Linked DNA regions of Homo sapiens: region 2 is linked to region 1. Evidence: read pairs that join two places in POLR2A ChIA-PET (ENCODE). Cell type or tissue: B cell. All regions are shown on one strand. Each heading gives the region's core, and the rest is flanking DNA. Links, peaks and the distances in the headings are about the cores only.

Evidence for each region. Peaks named below come from ENCODE experiments on the same cell type or tissue, not always from the same donor. Only the 100,000 strongest peaks of a DNase experiment are listed, where the experiment ranks them.
Region 2: POLR2A ChIA-PET joins it to region 1 with 11 read pairs; 2 of 35 experiments call an interaction of 5 or more read pairs at or near these places.

Annotation. Positions count from the first base shown.
Region 1 is chr14:105,816,552-105,820,929 of GRCh38, forward strand. It overlaps IGH. Among named protein-coding and RNA genes, the nearest start is that of MIR4539, 39 kb to the right of the region's middle. RefSeq lists an enhancer at 1,075-2,283. In B cell, for the core only: no CTCF peak of the experiment used is centred there; DNase peaks (open chromatin) are centred at 830 and 1,670; H3K4me3 peaks cover 1,354 bases; H3K27ac peaks cover 4,000 bases.
Region 2 is chr14:105,711,262-105,715,639 of GRCh38, forward strand. It overlaps IGH. Among named protein-coding and RNA genes, the nearest start is that of MIR8071-2, 73 kb to the left of the region's middle. In B cell, for the core only: no CTCF peak of the experiment used is centred there; DNase peaks (open chromatin) are centred at 190, 400, 960, 1,650 and 2 weaker places; H3K27ac peaks cover 1,073 bases.

The DNA of each region.
Region 1 (4,378 bases), core at 83-4,082:
TTTTTTTCCTCTTCTGGTTTCTTTGTGATTTGTTTTTAATTGTATTATCCATTCCCCACCAGGACCTTAGTGCCGCAGTGCAGACACACTGCACGTGTCCACCTTAGCCCTTGGCCTGGCACACAGTAGATGTTCAATGAACATCACATTGTAAGTTGCTTTCCATTGACGATTTGTGACTTCTAACACTCTCCATGTGTTCTATTGGCTATTTGTGTCTGCAGCTGGCTAAAGAGAACTCCTCTTCCCCACGTTCCACTGAAAACTTCTTCAAGGTCGAGCTTGTCTCATTCATCATGTTTTTGTTTGTTTGTTTGTTTGTTTTTTACATTCACTTACTTGGACTCTGATAGTTAATTTTAGGTGTTAACTTGGGCAGGCCATACTACCCAGATATTTGGCCAAACACCAGTCTAGATAGTGCAGGTGATTTTTAGATGTTATTAACATTTCAACCTGTGGACTTTGAGTAAGGCAGATCATCATCCATAATGTGGGTGGGCCTCATCCAGGCAGTTGGAGGCCTTAAGAGAAAACAGACGGCAGTCCCCAAGGAGGACAGAATTCTGCCAGCAGGCTGAACTTTGGACGGGAGCAGCAGCCTCAGCTCTTCTCTGGGTCACCAGCCTGCTGGTTTGCCCTGCAGATTTTGGACATTCGTCTCCACAACTGTGTGAGCCAATTCCTTAAAATCTCTCTCTCGCATCTCTCCCTCTATCCATACCTGTGGCCATAGCCTGTGTCTATGTTGATACCTATTTCTGTCGATATCCACATCCACATCTATGGGTTCTGTTTCTCGGGAGCTCATGCGAATACAGGCTCTCTTTCATGTTAGATACTTTGGTCACTTTCTTTCCTGGGGTGCTTACTTTGTTTTTGGTGGCTTTGTCCTTATAGAGACTTTATTTTTTTCCTTGTGGGCAAATTTATCAGTCTTACTTTTCACTGTTCCTGGCCTTAGCCTCATTCTGAGAGAACACTTATTCACCTTAAGAGAATATAGATATTTTGCCATATTTTTTTCTGGTGTGATTATTGATCTGTATCAGTGCTGGTCTTCAATTTGCTTTTTGTCCTTACAATGAGAGCAGAAATCCTTTCTCTTTTCTCTTTCATTTTCCCAATTCCGTTTTGAGGTCTTGTCCAAACCAATGTTTTCTAGAATAAACTTGGCAGGTATAGAGCCGGCTATGGCCACAGCCGCAGACATCAGGGCCTCGGCTGGAGAGGAGAGGTGCAGGCCTCTGGAAGTCTCTTTGGGGCTGGAGACTATGGCCTGATTTCTGTCCAGGTCTTGGGGGGCCTCTGTCCACAAGTCTAGGGGGGCAGAAAGGGCTCAGACCCTTCCCTCAAAATACCAAGGGAGAGGAGGTCGGCTGGGCCCAGGCAGGTGGCTGGTGGTGAGCGCCCCGAGATCAGGCCAGGCTTGTCAAGCATTGATTTAGGTGTGGGAGGCAGACATGTCCTGTTTGTTACCAGCTGGAAACAGATGTTTCTGCCCCGAGTGCCACCTTAGAGGGTGGCGTCCAGGCCCAGCAGGCTGTGGCGACACGGGTGAGCTGCAGAGCGTGCGGAGGCGAGGGCCCTGGCCCATGTCAGGAGGCTGAGTTACGACTGTGGCTTCAGTGCCGGGAAAGCTGTAAACACATTCCTGTGCGGGGCCCTGGGCCACCTGGGGCATCACATGCCCCCAGAAGACAGATTTCTGTAGTCAGTCAGGACTCAACGGACATTTACGTAACATGGAAAGGGGAAGTGGTGCTGGAGGGCAGCCCCCTGAATCACTCTGTTGGAGCAATTCTGTTGGGTGAAGGTGCATGAAAACAACACAGTGTGGCTGAGGGCCAGGGCTGTAGACATTCGGTCAAGTGCACAGGCTGTGCTGGAGCAGCCCCGGCACTAGAAACAGGCGCAGGGTGGGGAGTTTGCTGGGGTCAATGTGCATTGCGTCGTGCATTTTAGGGTATTTCCTAGGTATAATTGCTAGAGAGAAACAAAGCTCAAATACAGATCATCTGCCCCACACCAGGTTCCCACCATCCTCAGGGGAATCACAGGTTACTGGCTTTGGAGACCGAGATGTCTTCCCGCCTCCCAGGGGCCTGTGGATGGGACTCCCTGCGAATTCGACTCCCAGGGGAAAAGCCAAGAGCTGCCTCCTTGGGACAGCTGGGCGGCAGCTGTGATCGCACATGGCTCAGGCAGAGGCCTGAGCGGCTGCCTCCGTTGGCCAGCAGGCTCTGAGAGCACTCGCCCGGCCTGACTGTTCATCCATCCTTTCACCCGGAGGCCAGCTGTGGCTGTCTGTGCTCTCAGAGGGGAGGCGATGGCAAGGCGCCTGCCATGCAGATGGGTGGTGGGAGTGAGCCTGTTACACTCTGAGGCCAGGACCGGGTCTGGGGGCACTGGGGCTCCAGGGTGGCCGAGGGCAGTGGGTCAGGCCTGAGAGTTCTGACTTTGTTCTTGGTGCAGTGGGAACCTCTCTGTGGGTTTGAATGGGCCGTCCTGATAGATTCATGTTTTAAAAAGACCACATGGTCCGTGGGGTGGGGGTGGGGCCGGAGGATCAGCAGGAGCCTCTGGCTTCGGAGTCATGGCACCTTCTCCTTCTCACGTCTCCCTCTGCCTCCCTCCTGTGACACCTGTGCCCACATTCGGAGCCACCCAAGTAATCCAGGCCCCTCTCCTCATCTCAAGATCATTGGCTTAATCTCATCTGCAAAGTCCCTTTTGCCATGTAAGATCTCAGAGTCACAGTTCTGGGAATCTGGATGAAGACACTTTTGGGGCCTGACTTAGCCGACTACCCACCTGCAGTTTCAGATGCCTTGAGTAGGAGGCACATAGCTGACTGCCAGTGCCAACGCGTGGAATAAAAGTCCACACTTAGGGACAGATATGAGTTGAAACTATGAACAGAAGCTATTGGAAACCATAATATTGATAAGCTCACCAAGAGCATGAGCAGGGGTTGAGGGGAGACTGAGCGGGACAGCTGCAAGAAGATGACCTACAGGACGCATCCTAGGAGCAAATGAGGCACCGGGGTTGGGGCACATGGCTGACACCGGGGCTCACCCTCGTCCTGTCTCTGGTCCGTGGGTGGGGAGGGCAAATGGCCGGAGGAGCTGTTTGGGGACCAAGCTCCCGCCACACCTCACTATTTGTTCCTCATCTGGTGGAGTGAGAGAAGCCCGTGTCCAACTGACCAGGGTCAAATCCGGGCCCCCAGTCTACTGCTGGAAGATTCCGGGCAATGTCTTGGCCTGTTTTGGCTGCTGTACCAAATACCTGTCGAGCTAAATAATGAACAGAGAGAGGCTCTAACAGAAAATATTTATTTGGGAACAGTGAGGTGTGGAGGGAGCTTGGTCCCCAAGCACTGCAGTGGGAGCACACATACCATCATAAACTATGTGCATATTCAGGGAGGTAAAAGACGACAAAGGTTTTTAAAGGAAAAATGAGGACGATTACATGATCGTTTTGAAATAATCTTTGGCTACAAGGATCAATAACAAGGGTGATGCCAGTATGAGGCGCACAGGCAGTTGCTGGGCAGCTGTCCTCGCAGAAGTATTTTTTTGTGTAAGGTTGCAATGGCCTTTGTGCGAGGCTGTGTTTTTTATAGTCTTTTGTGATAGTTTTTGCTAGTAGGTGTTTATGCATGAGAATGCTTCTCAGCCTTCTCTGGCTTTATATGTCAGAGTTTCGTTTGTTTGTTTGTTTTTTAACACAAGGGACTCCATTTTGATTCTGACGACTTTCATCATATTTTCTCCCTTTGGTCAAGGTCTTTCTCTGGAAGCCTCACTGATGGACCATGCTGTGGTAGGTTCTGATGTCCCTCAGTATTTGGATGGGCCTGTCCCAGGTGTCTGGTCTGGTCACATGTTTGAAGGAGTGATTGATGTCTAGGAGTCAGTGTCAAAATCCTTTTAGCCACATTTGAGTAACAAAGGAGGTTTGAAGACAGTGGCTTTCAGGCTAAGTCTACCTGGAGTAAATGATTAAGTTCAATTTTGTCTGTGGTGTGGTCTTTTGCTATTATCTCAAAGTGCTGGGCTAGCAATATTCTGTTAGAAGTTGTACTTCTGAAAAAATTCAGCAAGTAACAGATACAAAGTTTAAAAAGGGAAAATAAAAAGTAAAATTAGTAATAACATGACAATCCTAGTTTGCATAATAGGATTATGCAATGTCTAGGATTAAAGGCAATTAATTGAATAAATAATGAATCCAGGATTCAAGGCAATTAATTGAATAAATAAAATAGGAAGCCAAGTAAAAACTGTAGGCCCTAGGACAGGTAAGAGTCCCATTATGATATGGAGTCTTGTTCCCATGACTTGGGAGAAGCTGTCTACAGAGTGAA
Region 2 (4,378 bases), core at 110-4,109, 110 kb before region 1:
AGCCCAGCCCAGCTTGTCCCAGCCCAGCCCAGCACAGCTCAGCCCAGCCCAGCCCAGCCCAGCACAGCTCAGCCCAGCCCAGCCCAGCCCAGCCCAGCCTGGCCTAGCTCACCCGAGCCTGGTCTAGCTCAGCCCAGCTCAGCTCAGCCCAGCTCAGACCCGCTCAGCCCGGCCCGGCCCGGCTCGGCCCGGCCCAGTCCGGCCCGGCCCGGCCCAATCCGGCCCGGCCCAGCTCAGCCCGGCCCAGTCCAGCTCAGCCCAGCTCAGCTCAGCCCAGTCTAGCTCAGCCCAACCCAGCCCAGCCCAGCCCAGCCCAGCCCAGCCCAGCCCAGCTCATCCCAGCCCAGCCCAGCTCAGCTCAGCTCAGCCCAGCCCAGCTCAGCCCAGCTCAGCCCAGCCCAGCCCAGCTCATCCCAGCCCAGTCCAGCTCATCCCAGCCCAGTCCAGCCCAGCTCAGCTCAGCCCAGCCCAGCTCAGCTCAGCCCAGCCCAGCTCAGCACAGCACAGCCCAGTCCAGCTTAGCCCAGCTCAGCCCAGCACAGCTCAGCCCAGTCCAGCTTAGCCCAGCTCAGCCCAGCCCAGCCCAGCCCAGCTCAGCCAAGTCTAGCTCAGCCCAGCCCAGTCCAGCTCAGCCCAGCCCAGTCCAGCTTAGCCCAGCCCAGCTCAGCCCAGCTCAGCCCAGCCCAGCCCAGCCCAGCCCAGCTCAGCCCAGCTCAGCTCAGCTCAGCTCAACCCAGCCCAGCCCAGCTCGTCCAAGCCCAGCCCAGCCCAGCTCAGCCCAGCCCAGTCCAGCTCAGCCCAGACTAGCTCAGCCCAGCCTAGCTCAGCCCAGCTCAGCCCAGCCCAGTCCAGCTCAGCCCAGCCCAGTCCAGCTCAGCCCAGCCCAGTCCAGCTCAGCCCAGACTAGCTCAGCCCAGCCCAGCTCAGCCCAGCCTAGCTCAGCCCAGCTCAGCCCAGACCAGTTCAGCTCAGCCCAGTTCAGCCTAGCCTTGCTCAGCCCAGCCCAGCCCAGGGCAGCTCAGGGCAGCCCACATGGACGTGTATCAGCTGGCTCCACGTCATCTTCTTTGCCCTCTGGCTCGGCTCAGCCTAGGCCTCAGCTCAGCCATGAAACCTGTTCACCTTGTATCCCAGGAAGGGCCGGGTCATCCCTGGTTAGGCCTGGCCAGCCTGGCTCAGCCCCCAGTGCCCAGATCCTTCCTGCCTGGTTAGGAAGCCCTGCCCTGTGGTTCCGGAGTCCCTGTGGTGACCTCTTTTGTCCTTCCCTCTTGTCTTGGTGCCTGTTCTCCACCTTTTGCTTCCAGAAGGGGCCAGGACCAGCCTGGCTGGACTCCTCAATGTGCAGAGGAGGAGACGGAGGCCTGGAGACCTCCAAGACCCACCTGGTCAGGCTGCTGGAGGGCCCGCAGTGCTGAGTGGGCGGCCTCCGGCGTGCAGGCCCTCATGGCAGGTCCACCCTCACGGGCGTCTGGCTGCCTGCCAAGAGGGCTGCTGTGGGGAGGGAGCCCTGGCCCGGCCCAGGCCCTGCCTTGATGGCCGTCTGTCCTTAGCAGAGCCCTGCTCTGCCTCGCTGGCTGTGTCCACAGATGTGGCTGGATGCTGAGGGGCTGGAGGGGAGGGCCTGCATGCCCGTACGTCTGGCCTACAGACAGGGTCACTCGCCCACTTCCTGCCCCAGCAGACACGGCCGCGCGGCTCCACGTCATGTCTGGCCTGTGGTCTGGCTGTGGTGGGGCCAGGTGTGTGTGGCCAGGGCTCTGTGACCCCACCGGCCGTGGAGCCTCATGGCTCCACATGGCTCCACAGGGCGGGGTGGGGGCCACGATGCAGGGAAACAGGAACAGACACAGTTAGAGGCTCAGAGACCCCGAGACAGAGATGGCAAAGGGGAGACACAGGGCCAGAGAGGGTCCCCGACCACCCGCAGGGGAAGGGTGCCTGTGAGTGGACTCCCGTTGAGGGGGCCTTGGGGCCACAGGGCGGGCATCAGGCTGGGGAGAGTGAGTCTTGCGCTGCTGGGTTGGAGCCACTCCGGCCTGGCCTCCCTCGGTCTGCCCCATGGGCCGCTGGGGGCCCCAGACTGCAGCCCAGGGTGGGGGCATGGGGGCACCCCGTCTCCTAGCCTGCAGCCCTGCGGGTCAGGGTGGCCAAGGTGCCTGCTCTACCCTGTCCAGCGCTGCCCAGGTGGCACTCCTACTGTGGGTCACCAGAGAGCTGGCCGTTGCGTTGGAGAGATCCCGCCAGCGATGCTGGCCCTGGAGTCGGGGGAGGCCAGCTATGTCTGGGGGCTCGGGTGGCACCGGCAATGGGAGGCCAGAGGCGCTTCACAGAGGAGCTGCTGCAGCGGAGTCCTGGAAAGCGTGGGCGTGAATGGAAGATGCCCTGGCCATGGGGCCGGGCCACCCCGGCGGAGGCTGTCGGGTGAAATCCAGGGAGTGACAGTGAGGCCGGATCAGGGCAGGTGGGGTCAGAGGAGGAGGGAGGTAGCCTGGGGCTGCCCCAGGGTCCTGGGAAGACACACCTGGCGGTTCAGGGAAGCTCTGGAGCTTTTGTTATGAACCTTGGGATGCCCCCGGCCCTCGCCAGGGGGACGTGGCTGCTGCATCTTAGTCATTTCTGGCTGCAATAACAAAAATACCATAGACTGGTGGGTTCAGCAGCAACATTCATTTCTCACGGTTCTCGAAGCTGGAAGTTCAAGGTCAGGATGGCAGCAGGGTCAAGTTCCAGGAAGGGTCGATTCCTGGTTCACAGACCCCCATCTTTTCACTGCGTCCTCACGTGGTGGAAAGAGGGCAGGGCTGCTCTCTGGGGTCCCTTTTCTTTAGGGTCTCTAGTGAGATTAGGGACCGAATCACATTTTTGAGGGTTCCCCCTCAGGCCCTAACCACCTCCCTGAGGCCCCAGCTCTGCATGCTCTCACTCTGGGATGACGGCTGTCACACAGGAGTTTCGGGCAGACACAGACCCTCAGACCATAGCACCACCCCTGTCTGCCTCTGCCTCTCCCCATCCCTGTGTCTCCTCGTCTGTCTCCAGCTAGGACACTTGTCCTTGGACCTAGCCCCCTCGATAATCCAGGGTGTCCTTCACCTTGAAATCCTTGACAATCCAGGGCGCCCTCACCTTGAAATCCTTGACAATCCAGGGTGCCCTCACCTCGAAATCCTTGACAATCCAGGGTTCCCTCACCTCGAAATCCTTGACAATCCAGGGTGCCCTCACCTCGAAATCCTTGACAATCCAGGGTGCCCTCACCTCGAAATCCTTGACAATCCAGGGTTCCCTCACCTCGAAATCCTTGACAATCCAGGGTTCCCTCACCTCGAAATCCTTGACAATCCAGGGTGCCCTCACCTCGAAATCCTTGACAATCCAGGGTGCCCTCACCTCGAAATCCTTGACAATCCAGGGTTCCCTCATCTCGAAATCCTTGACAATCCAGGTTTCCCTCACCTCGAAATCCTTGACAATCCAGGTTTCCCTCACCTCGAAATCCTTGACAATCCAGGGTGCCCTCACCTCGAAATCCTTGACAATCCAGGGTTCCTTCACCTCGAAATCCTTGACAATCCAGGGTTCCCTCACCTCGAAATCCTTGACAATCCAGGGTGCCCTCACCTCGAAATCCTTGACAATCCAGGGTGCCCTCACCTCGAAATCCTTGACAATCCAGGGTTCCCTCATCTCGAAATCCTTGACAATCCAGGTTTCCCTCACCTCGAAATCCTTGACAATCCAGGTTTCCCTCACCTCGAAATCCTTGACAATCCAGGGTGCCCTCACCTCGAAATCCTTGACAATCCAGGGTTCCTTCACCTCGAAATCCTTGACAATCCAGGGTTCCTTCACCTCGAAATCCTTGACAATCCAGGGTGCCCTCACCTCGAAATCCTTGACAATCCAGGGTTCCTTCACCTCGAAATCCTTGACAATCCAGGGCGCCCTCACCTCGAAATCCTTGACAATCCAGGGTTCCTTCACCTCGAAATCCTTGACAATCCAGGGTGCCCTCACCTCGAAATCCTTGACAATCCAGGGTTCCCTCATCTCGAAATCCTTGACAATCCAGGGTTCCCTCACCTCGAAATCCTTGACAATCCAGGTTTCCCTCACCTCGAAATCCTTGACAATCCAGGGTGCCCTCACCTTGAAATCCTTGACAATCCAGGGTTCCTTCACCTCGAAATCCTTGACAATCCAGGGTTCCTTCACCTCGAAATCCTTGACAATCCAGGGTGCCCTCACCTCGAAATCCTTGACAATCCAGGGTTCCTTCACCTCGAAATCCTTGACAATCCAGGGCGCCCTCACCTCGAAATCCTTGACAATCCAGGGTTCCTTCACCTCGAAATCCTTGACAATCCAGGGTTCCTTC